Regions from separate parts of the Homo sapiens genome. Here region 1 is linked to region 2. A link is an interaction called in ENCODE POLR2A ChIA-PET data of the cell type or tissue named here. Cell type or tissue: A673. All regions are shown on one strand.

The links. ChIA-PET counts read pairs that join two places held together with the same protein. Peaks named below come from ENCODE experiments on the same cell type or tissue, not always from the same donor. Only the 100,000 strongest peaks of a DNase experiment are listed, where the experiment ranks them.
Region 1: POLR2A ChIA-PET joins it to region 2 with 5 read pairs; 3 of 35 experiments call an interaction of 5 or more read pairs at or near these places.

Annotation. Positions count from the first base shown.
Region 1 is chr16:19,776,015-19,780,014 of GRCh38, forward strand. The region is part of intron 6 of IQCK (IQ motif containing K); the gene reads left to right. Among named protein-coding and RNA genes, the nearest start is that of IQCK-AS1, 12 kb to the left of the region's middle. In A673, no CTCF peak of the experiment used is centred here; a DNase peak (open chromatin) is centred at 1,607.
Region 2 is chr16:19,604,915-19,608,914 of GRCh38, forward strand. It overlaps VPS35L (VPS35 endosomal protein sorting factor like), which reads left to right. Exons shown (of 31, transcript NM_020314.7): 10 at 3,264-3,360. Among named protein-coding and RNA genes, the nearest start is that of VPS35L, 51 kb to the left of the region's middle. In A673, no CTCF peak of the experiment used is centred here; no DNase peak of the experiment used is centred here.

The DNA.
Region 1 (4,000 bases), 170 kb after region 2:
GGGCTATAGGCACCCAACACCATGCCTGACTAATTTTTGTATTTTTATTAGAGATGGGGTTTCACTATGTTAGCGAGACTGGTCATGAACTCCTGACCTCAGGTGATCCACCTGCCTCGGCCTCCCAAAGTGCTGGGATTACAGGCATGAGCCACTGCACCTGGCCCACAGGCATATTTCTAAGAAAGAACTGAGGCAGAGAGAAATTAAGTCTTTGCCCAGGATCTCAAGCCAGTGCATAGCAGAGGCAGGATTTGAACATAAGCAACCTGGCTGCAGAGTCTATGCACTGTTAAGAGTGTGGCTAATTATTCTGCTCTACTTCCCCTTCTGTCACCTGGTCCTTAAAGTGATCAGTACTGAGACTGGGAGAAACCTGGCTGTGTGAGACAGCTTGAAAGATGCCATGTCCTGGGCACGGTGGCCACGCCTAGAATCCCAGCACTTTGGGAGACCAAGATGGGCAGATCACCTGAGATCAAGACTTTGAGACCATCCTGGCCAACATGGTGAAACTCCGTCTCTACTAAAAATACAAAAAAATTACCCAGGCTTTGTGGTGCACGCCTGTAATACGCCAGCTACTTGGGAGGCTGAGGCAGCAGAATTGCCGGAACCCGAGAAGCAGAGGTTGCAGTGAGCCGAGATGGTGCCACTGCACTCCAGCCTGGGTGATAGAGCGAGCCTCCGTCTCAAAAACAAACAAACAGACAAACAAAAAACGATCTGCCACGTACTCTAATTGAAGTGTGATGAGGGTGTTTTTGTTCTTACCTTTTAACAGGGGTAGATGATGTCATATCTCCCGTCGGCCTTAGTCCTGTTTATTAATCCAGCACCATCCTCTTTTGTAGTATATAGTCGTGACTCAACCAGCCAATCAGAGGCAATGAAATTATTTTCTAGCACATTAAGAAGAGAAAAAGTTTAAATTTCTATTTTGGCCAAAAAGAATGGCCCTGAGAATTGGTCAGATTCATTTGCAAAAATAAATAACTAAATGAGCACGAAGAGCAAAAGTGCACCACTGCCTTTCTGGTCTCATGTCCCAGAAGGGAAGGCTCATGAAAGACATCATTAAAACTGAGACCTTCAATGAAACAAAGATTGTGTTTTTGAAAAGAAAAGGTTGCTTTGGGTGAAATGTCTTTTCAGCTAAGTTTTATCCTTGAAACAAAAAAAAAGGTGGGGGGCTGGGGGAACCTATGATATGTTCATGTTGATGAAAGGTATCTTGTGACCAAAAACAGAGGTGAAAACAAAAGTGTCACTGTGTCGTTTGAGGACAAGCTCCAGTCGCTTGATGATCTATTTGTGCTGAGGCTGATAGTGGAACTGAAAATGCTCCTACCTTCAGAGTGGCACAAAAAACTGCATTTCGTACTAAAGATTATAATTAAATGGTGGCACAGCAGAAAATTTGTTGTCATGCCCTCTTGATAGAAAAAAAAATCCTTTTAATTTATTTTGTCTTATAGAAGAGTAGATTTCTTCTGTGTCAGTAATTTCGGAGGCCAGAGAGTCCCAAGAGGATAGTAAATCGTCTTTGCTTTTTATATTCACATTCATCTTCAAATAGAGGGAGGAAGGAAAGCTGTTTCCTGAATTTGGGACGTGCTGAGATGTATAAGTTCTCTAGTGCCTCTCTTTTGCTGGAGGTTTGACATGTGGGTGGCCCTTTCTCAGGCGCACTCAGTACTGCTTCCGTTCTTTCTTCCTGCTGTTTCTCCATGGCTGTTTAAGAACCAGTTCAGGGCCGGGCACGGTGGCTCACGCCTGTAATCCCAGCACTTTGGGAAGCCAAGACTGGCAGATGACTTGAGGTCAGGAGTTCGAGAGCAGTCTGGCCAACGTGGTGAAACCCCATCTCTACTAAAAAAATGCAAAAATTAGCTGGGCGTGGTGGTGCACACCTGTAGTTCCAGTTACTCCGGAGGCTGAGGTGAGAGAATTGCTTCAACCCGGGAGGCAGAGGTTGCAGTGAGCTGAGATCGCGCCATTGCACTCCAGCCCGGGTGACAGTGCAGGACTCTGTCTCAAAAAAAAAGAGAACCAGTTCAGAGAGCCTGTGCGAAGCAGTATGGCAGGCACATCTGGGCTCCAATCTTAGTTCCACCATTTAGTAAAGCGTTTTCCCTGAGTTCTATGAGCTGTTGTAGAAAATTATCGAACTTGAGGAGGGGGTTGTGGGAGCCCCCAATTTGTAGCCAAGTCAGACAGAAGTGTGAGTAACCTGGAGACCCATTCCTTGTGACTGGCATCTGTAGTGGAGAGCATTCTTGTGGGACTAAGCCCTTATCCTGTGGGCTCCCTGTGGGCCTTCTGTGGGGTCTGCACTAACTGTGGGCAGTTAGTGTCAGAGTTAAATTAAATTGTAGTGCCTGTAATCCCAGCACTTTGGGAGGCCGAGGCGGGAGGATTGCTTAGGGTTAGGAGTTTGCAACCAGCTTGGGCAACATAGTGAGACCCCTATCTCTACAAAACATTTTTAAATTAGCTGGGTGTGATGGCAGACACTTGTAGTCCCAGCTACTCCAGAGGCCGAGGGGAGAGTATCACTTGGACCTGGGAGATGGAGGCTGCAGCGAGCCATTAACATACCACTGCACTCCTGCCTGAGTAACAGAGTGAGACCCTATCTCAAAAAAAAATAAAAATAAAAACAAAATAAAAAATAAATTGTAGGATGCCCAGTTGGTATCTGCAGAGAGCTGGAGAACTGCTTGGTGTGAAAAACCCACACATTTGGTGTCAGAAGTCTTGCGAGTAGAGAAACAAAGGTTTTTCCTTTTAGTGCCCTCAAGATGTCCACATCCAATTCCCAGACCTTGTAAATATATATGTTCCCTTATATGGCAGAAGGGACTTTGCATATGTGATTAAGTTAAGGATCATAAGATGGGAATTAGTATATGAGTTTCCTAGGGCTACTGCGAGAAATTACCACAAAGTTGGTGCTTAAAACAACACACACAATTTTTATTTTGAGTCAGAGTCTCACTCTGTTGCCCAGGCTGGAGTGCAGTGGTGCGATCATAGCTCACTGCAGCCTCGAACTCCTGCCCTCAAGCAGTCCTCCCACTTCAGCCTCCCAAAGTGCTGGGATTACAGACGTGAGCCACCACACCCAGCCTTCAGTGTATCTGTTAAAAAGATCAGTCCGGCAGCTGGATGGGGTATTCACTGAAATCAACCTAATAGTGCATACAGGGAGGTGACTACAGTGAAGAGATGATGCCCTCATGGAGAGGAGGAAGTAAAATAAATTGGATTTGGGACATGTTTTGAGGTTGGAACCAAGAAGACTTGCTGATGGATTGGATGTTGTGGGAGAGAGAGGAGTCAAGAATGCAACAGAGATTTCAGGCCTGAGCAACTGGCTGAATGGGATCCCTTTACTGAAACAGAGTAGGGGAAATAACAGTTCTCTTTTGAAAATTTAATGAGTACACTGAAAAATCACAAATTATTGGGAATAAAAATATGAAAAGTTTTTTCTTTTTTCCCACTAACCACCACACTATATTACATTGACTCCATCTGCCATCTGGATAGCAGCTCTTTAATACTTTTTGGCCCAATTCCATAACTTTCTGGTCACTCTCTCTTTTTAGATCATCTCATTTCACCATTAGGATTTATCCTCGTTATTTTTTTAAATCACAAGTATTTTTTTAATTTTTACTTATTTATTTATTTTATTTATTTATTTATTTTTTTTGAGATGGAGTCTCGCTCTGTCGCCCAGGCTGGAGTGCAGTGGTGCGATCTCGGCTCACTGCAAGTTCCGCCTCCTGGGTTCACGCCATTCTCCTGCCTCAGCCTCCCGAGTAGCTGGGACTACAGGCACCTGCCACCACGCCTGGCTAATTTTTTGTATTTTTAGTAGAGACGGGGTTTCACCATGTTAGCCAGGATGGTCTCGATATCCTGACCTCGTGATCCACCCGTCTCGGCCTCCCAAAGTGCTGGGACCTTACAGGCGTGAGCCACCGTGCCC
Region 2 (4,000 bases):
ATAAAGAGACCATCGACTCTGAGAAGTCAAATCATTTTATTTCCAGCTTGGGAGAGATAATTTGGGTTTATTGTATTATGGTTCCCATCACCATCTTCTCAGCATTCCCATCTTCAGTTTTCCCCTGTGGCTGATGTGGGCCACATCGGGATAAGCAGTGGCCTTAACTGACCTGGCCTTTCCAGCACATGCTAACTAAGATGGTGCCAATCCCTATAACACTGTTACGTAAAGAGACCTCTCGCTGCTAGGGTAGAGACTTGGCAAATAAATGAAAGAACTAGACTCATTGGTCTCCTGCCTTCTCTTAAAATACCCACAGAAGTTCAGGTTTGAAAAAAAGCAGCACCATAAAAGAAAAATAAGTGGGAGCTAGAAAAAAAATCTCTGTTCTTTGTTATATTGAAGTGTCTTCTGAATTAATTTCCAGATTTTGAAGGAGTCCCCATGTAGCAGCCCAAGTGCTGAAGTCTAAACTGTGTCATGTCATTGCCATTCCTGTGCCCAGAACCCTTCAGGGGGTTTCCATTATGTTTAGAAAAACTCTCAAACTCCTCACCAAGGCTTCAGCCCTGTATGAACTGGCTTGTCATGCTGGCTGCTCCCCTTTCTGCTCAGCAAATTGGCTTGCTTTTTGTTCTTTGACCATAGTGAGGTTATACCTACCTCAGGGCCTTGCACTTGCTGTTTTCTTTCCCTGGAATATGTTTCTTCCACATCTAGGCATGGCTGGCTCCCTTTCGTAGTTCAGGGCTCAGCTCAAATGCTGCCTCTGTGGGAGCCTTCTCTGACCACTACATCTAATGAGCCCCTTCCCCTAAATCACACTCAAGTCACTCTTTATTCCAATACCTAGTTTAGTATCTTTAATAGTACTTACTGCTGTTAGATATTATCTTATTTGTTTGCCTGCTTATTCTCTTTCCTGTTTAGCATTTGTCTCACCCCACTGGAATGTAAGTTTCATGAAGATAGGATCTACCTTGTGCACTGTTATCTCCCCAAAGCCTGGAACACCACCTTTAGTTGGCCCTTAAGGCATTTGTGTTGAGCACATGAAGTAAAGGAATATAATATTTAGTTTGCTGTAAGATTTTAAAGTCCCACGTAACATAATCCTTTTCCTAAATTATCTCTTGAGCTGGAAGGAAAGCCTAAAGATTCTGTATTGGTGTATGCAGATTGTCGTATAGCTTGTAGTCAATGCGTGTATGCAAGGCAGCCTGCCTTTAGCCTGATTTCCAACTCTTTCAGGCAACCTGAACCAGTTTGTTTTAGCCATTGCTGAATCTCAGTTCCTTCAGCTAGACAGTGAGAGATTTTGTAGATGACCTCAGAGACCTATTTTTGCTTTTGGATTTTAAGCCACAAGATTCAGTCATATGAAGGGAAATTAACACTGCTCTTCCCTCTCCCCAAAGAGAAGATTGACAAATGAATGTAAGAATAACTGCTATCTTTTCCTGTCTGGATCTCTTGAAAGTAGAAAAAAAAGTTACTTCATGTGTAGAGATCTAGGCTGGAAAGGGGAAAATGGTCATTTCCCATCCTTTTGAAAATGGTAAGCAAATAGTTCTCAAGTGAATGAAGCATGCCAGACATCCAAAAATAGAGTGAGGAGATTGCAATTTCAAAATATCTGCAGTGATTAGTGACTGTTCTCTGCTAGAGAAGTACCTAGAGGTTTATCTTTTTTTGCTGATTCTATGGGAATTTTGATCACCTTCATATACTACCAAATGACAGAATCAGGGATGAAAATGACTCATTGCAAAACAGGATGAAAGCCAACAAGCTAAGAATCATTTGCTATATTCTAAAGTAACTAACTTCTCCCTTTTAATTTATTTATTCATTTTTTAGAGAATAAATAAATAAGGTCTTGCTCTGTCTTACTCTGTCTCGCTCTGCCCAGGCTGGAGTGCAGTGGCTCAATCATAGCTCACTGCAGCCTCAAACTCCTGGGCTCTATTGATCCTGCCACCTCAGCCTTCCAAGTAGCTGGGGCTACAGGCATGAGCCACTGTGCCTGGCCAGCTTCTCCCTTTTTGAATTAATCCTAAAAGTATAAAACATCCAGTGGTGGGATGGAGCTCTAATCTTTGCTGAAATCATTTCCATGTGAGAGGTTAACAAAGGCCTTCATGGTGTTTGTAAGTTTTGTGTTTTTTCTTTCATTTCTCCATATTCTCTTCCATTCCTTAAGATGTATGTCAAGTCCAGAACTGTGAGAAATAAATTTCTGCTGTTTAAAAATATGTATGTCAAAATCAAGCTTGGGTACCAGTTCCAGAAAACTCAAAATAACAGTAATGAAGGTCAGGGCCGATGGGCCAGCTAGCCCCTGGTACCAAGGATCCTCACTTCTGTCTTGTTGCTCTCATGGTCAGTATGGCTGCAGAGGTTCCAGCTGTCATGTCTGCATTCCAGTCAGTGAGCAGAAAGAAGAAGTGAGGGAAGGCAAGCCCCTTTCCTTAAAGATACTTCTCAGAAGTTGCCCTTCTATTTATATATCCTGGGACCAGAACTTGACCCACGTGACCACACCTAGCTGCAAGGATGGCCCTGTGTCCTGCAGGAAAATGCGAGTTCTTTTATTAAAGAGGAAGAGAATAGCTAATGGAGTAAACTGGCAGTTTCACAAGATGACTCTCTTGGAGCCAGTCGTGAGCCGGCAACATAATTCTGGCTGGTTTCTCACCTCAGAGGCCTTGTTTTACCTTCCTCTGGCCCATTGTGATGTGTAGAGCAAAAGCTTAGATCACATTTCATGTTGCAGTCGCAGGTCCGTAAAGCATCTGGAATTCTCAACAATGTTGTCATAGTGACTGGTAGGTAACCAAGAACCTCTGGATTATATTAGAGGCAGTGGCTAAGAATGTCGGCCGCAGGGCCAGAGTGCCTGGGTTGAATTCTAACTCTTACATTTGCTTGCTGTGTGCCTTGGGTGAGTCACTACATTCCTCTGTGCCTTGGTCTCTGCATCTGTAAAATAAGATAATAAAACTACGTACCTCAGAGGGTTGCTATATGGGATCAGGTGAGCTGTCTGTAAAGCACTGCGAACGACACTTGGCACTTAGAAAGCCTGTGTCTGTGTAAACTATTGTTATCATCAGTTACTTCCTAATAGTGATATTTGGAAGGAAAGAAACAGGCTGAGTCACCCCCTTTTCTGCTCCAGGGTAATGTATTCCCATCCAGGGACTCACACAGATCCTGAGATTTAGGAGGGCTGATGGATCTTGTTTTTTGTATTACAGATCACTTTTCTCCAGAGAATGCAAATGACACGGCCAAGGAAACATGCCTAAATTGGTTTTTCAAGATTGCCTCCATCAGGGAACTCATTCCAAGATTGTATCCTTTTTTTTTTTTTTGGTCTGATGATTTTAAAGATAGGCTAAAAGAATTGTACTGTTAATAGAAGCCATGTGATGGGATGCCCTGACATTCTTATTGAAAGTTTGGTCCCGTTACGGTTGCTAGCCTGAAAACACATACAGGGCAAGCCACATTGTAGAAACCCTTGGACTCTTGCTCTTTCCAGTTTTTTGTCTTTTACTTTGAATACGATGCCATGTGTCAAGCATTTGTTTCCTTGAGGAACATTCCCACCTTAATTCTCTCAATTAAAATGCTTCATATTTGTGTTTTCTCTGATTCCAAGAACTTGAAAGAACAGGGTCAAGCTTTGCAGGGCAAATGCTACTATTGAAGAACAGATAATTTGACTTATACATAAATTCCATCTTAGTTACCTAAAGTTCTTTCTTTCCCCATAAAGCATTGATTAGAAATGCTCAAAACCCAGTTTATATTTCAGCATGCAACTATGAATCAACGTATAACATTTCCCACAATTTATTTCAAATAAGTATGAAACTTTGAAAACCATATGTAGAAACCATAAGCTACCTTAGTTCGCTGGATTGTTGAGGGCCACTGTGGTCCCCATCTCCTAAGACCCGCCTACTTCTATTCATGGATAGTTTAGTCT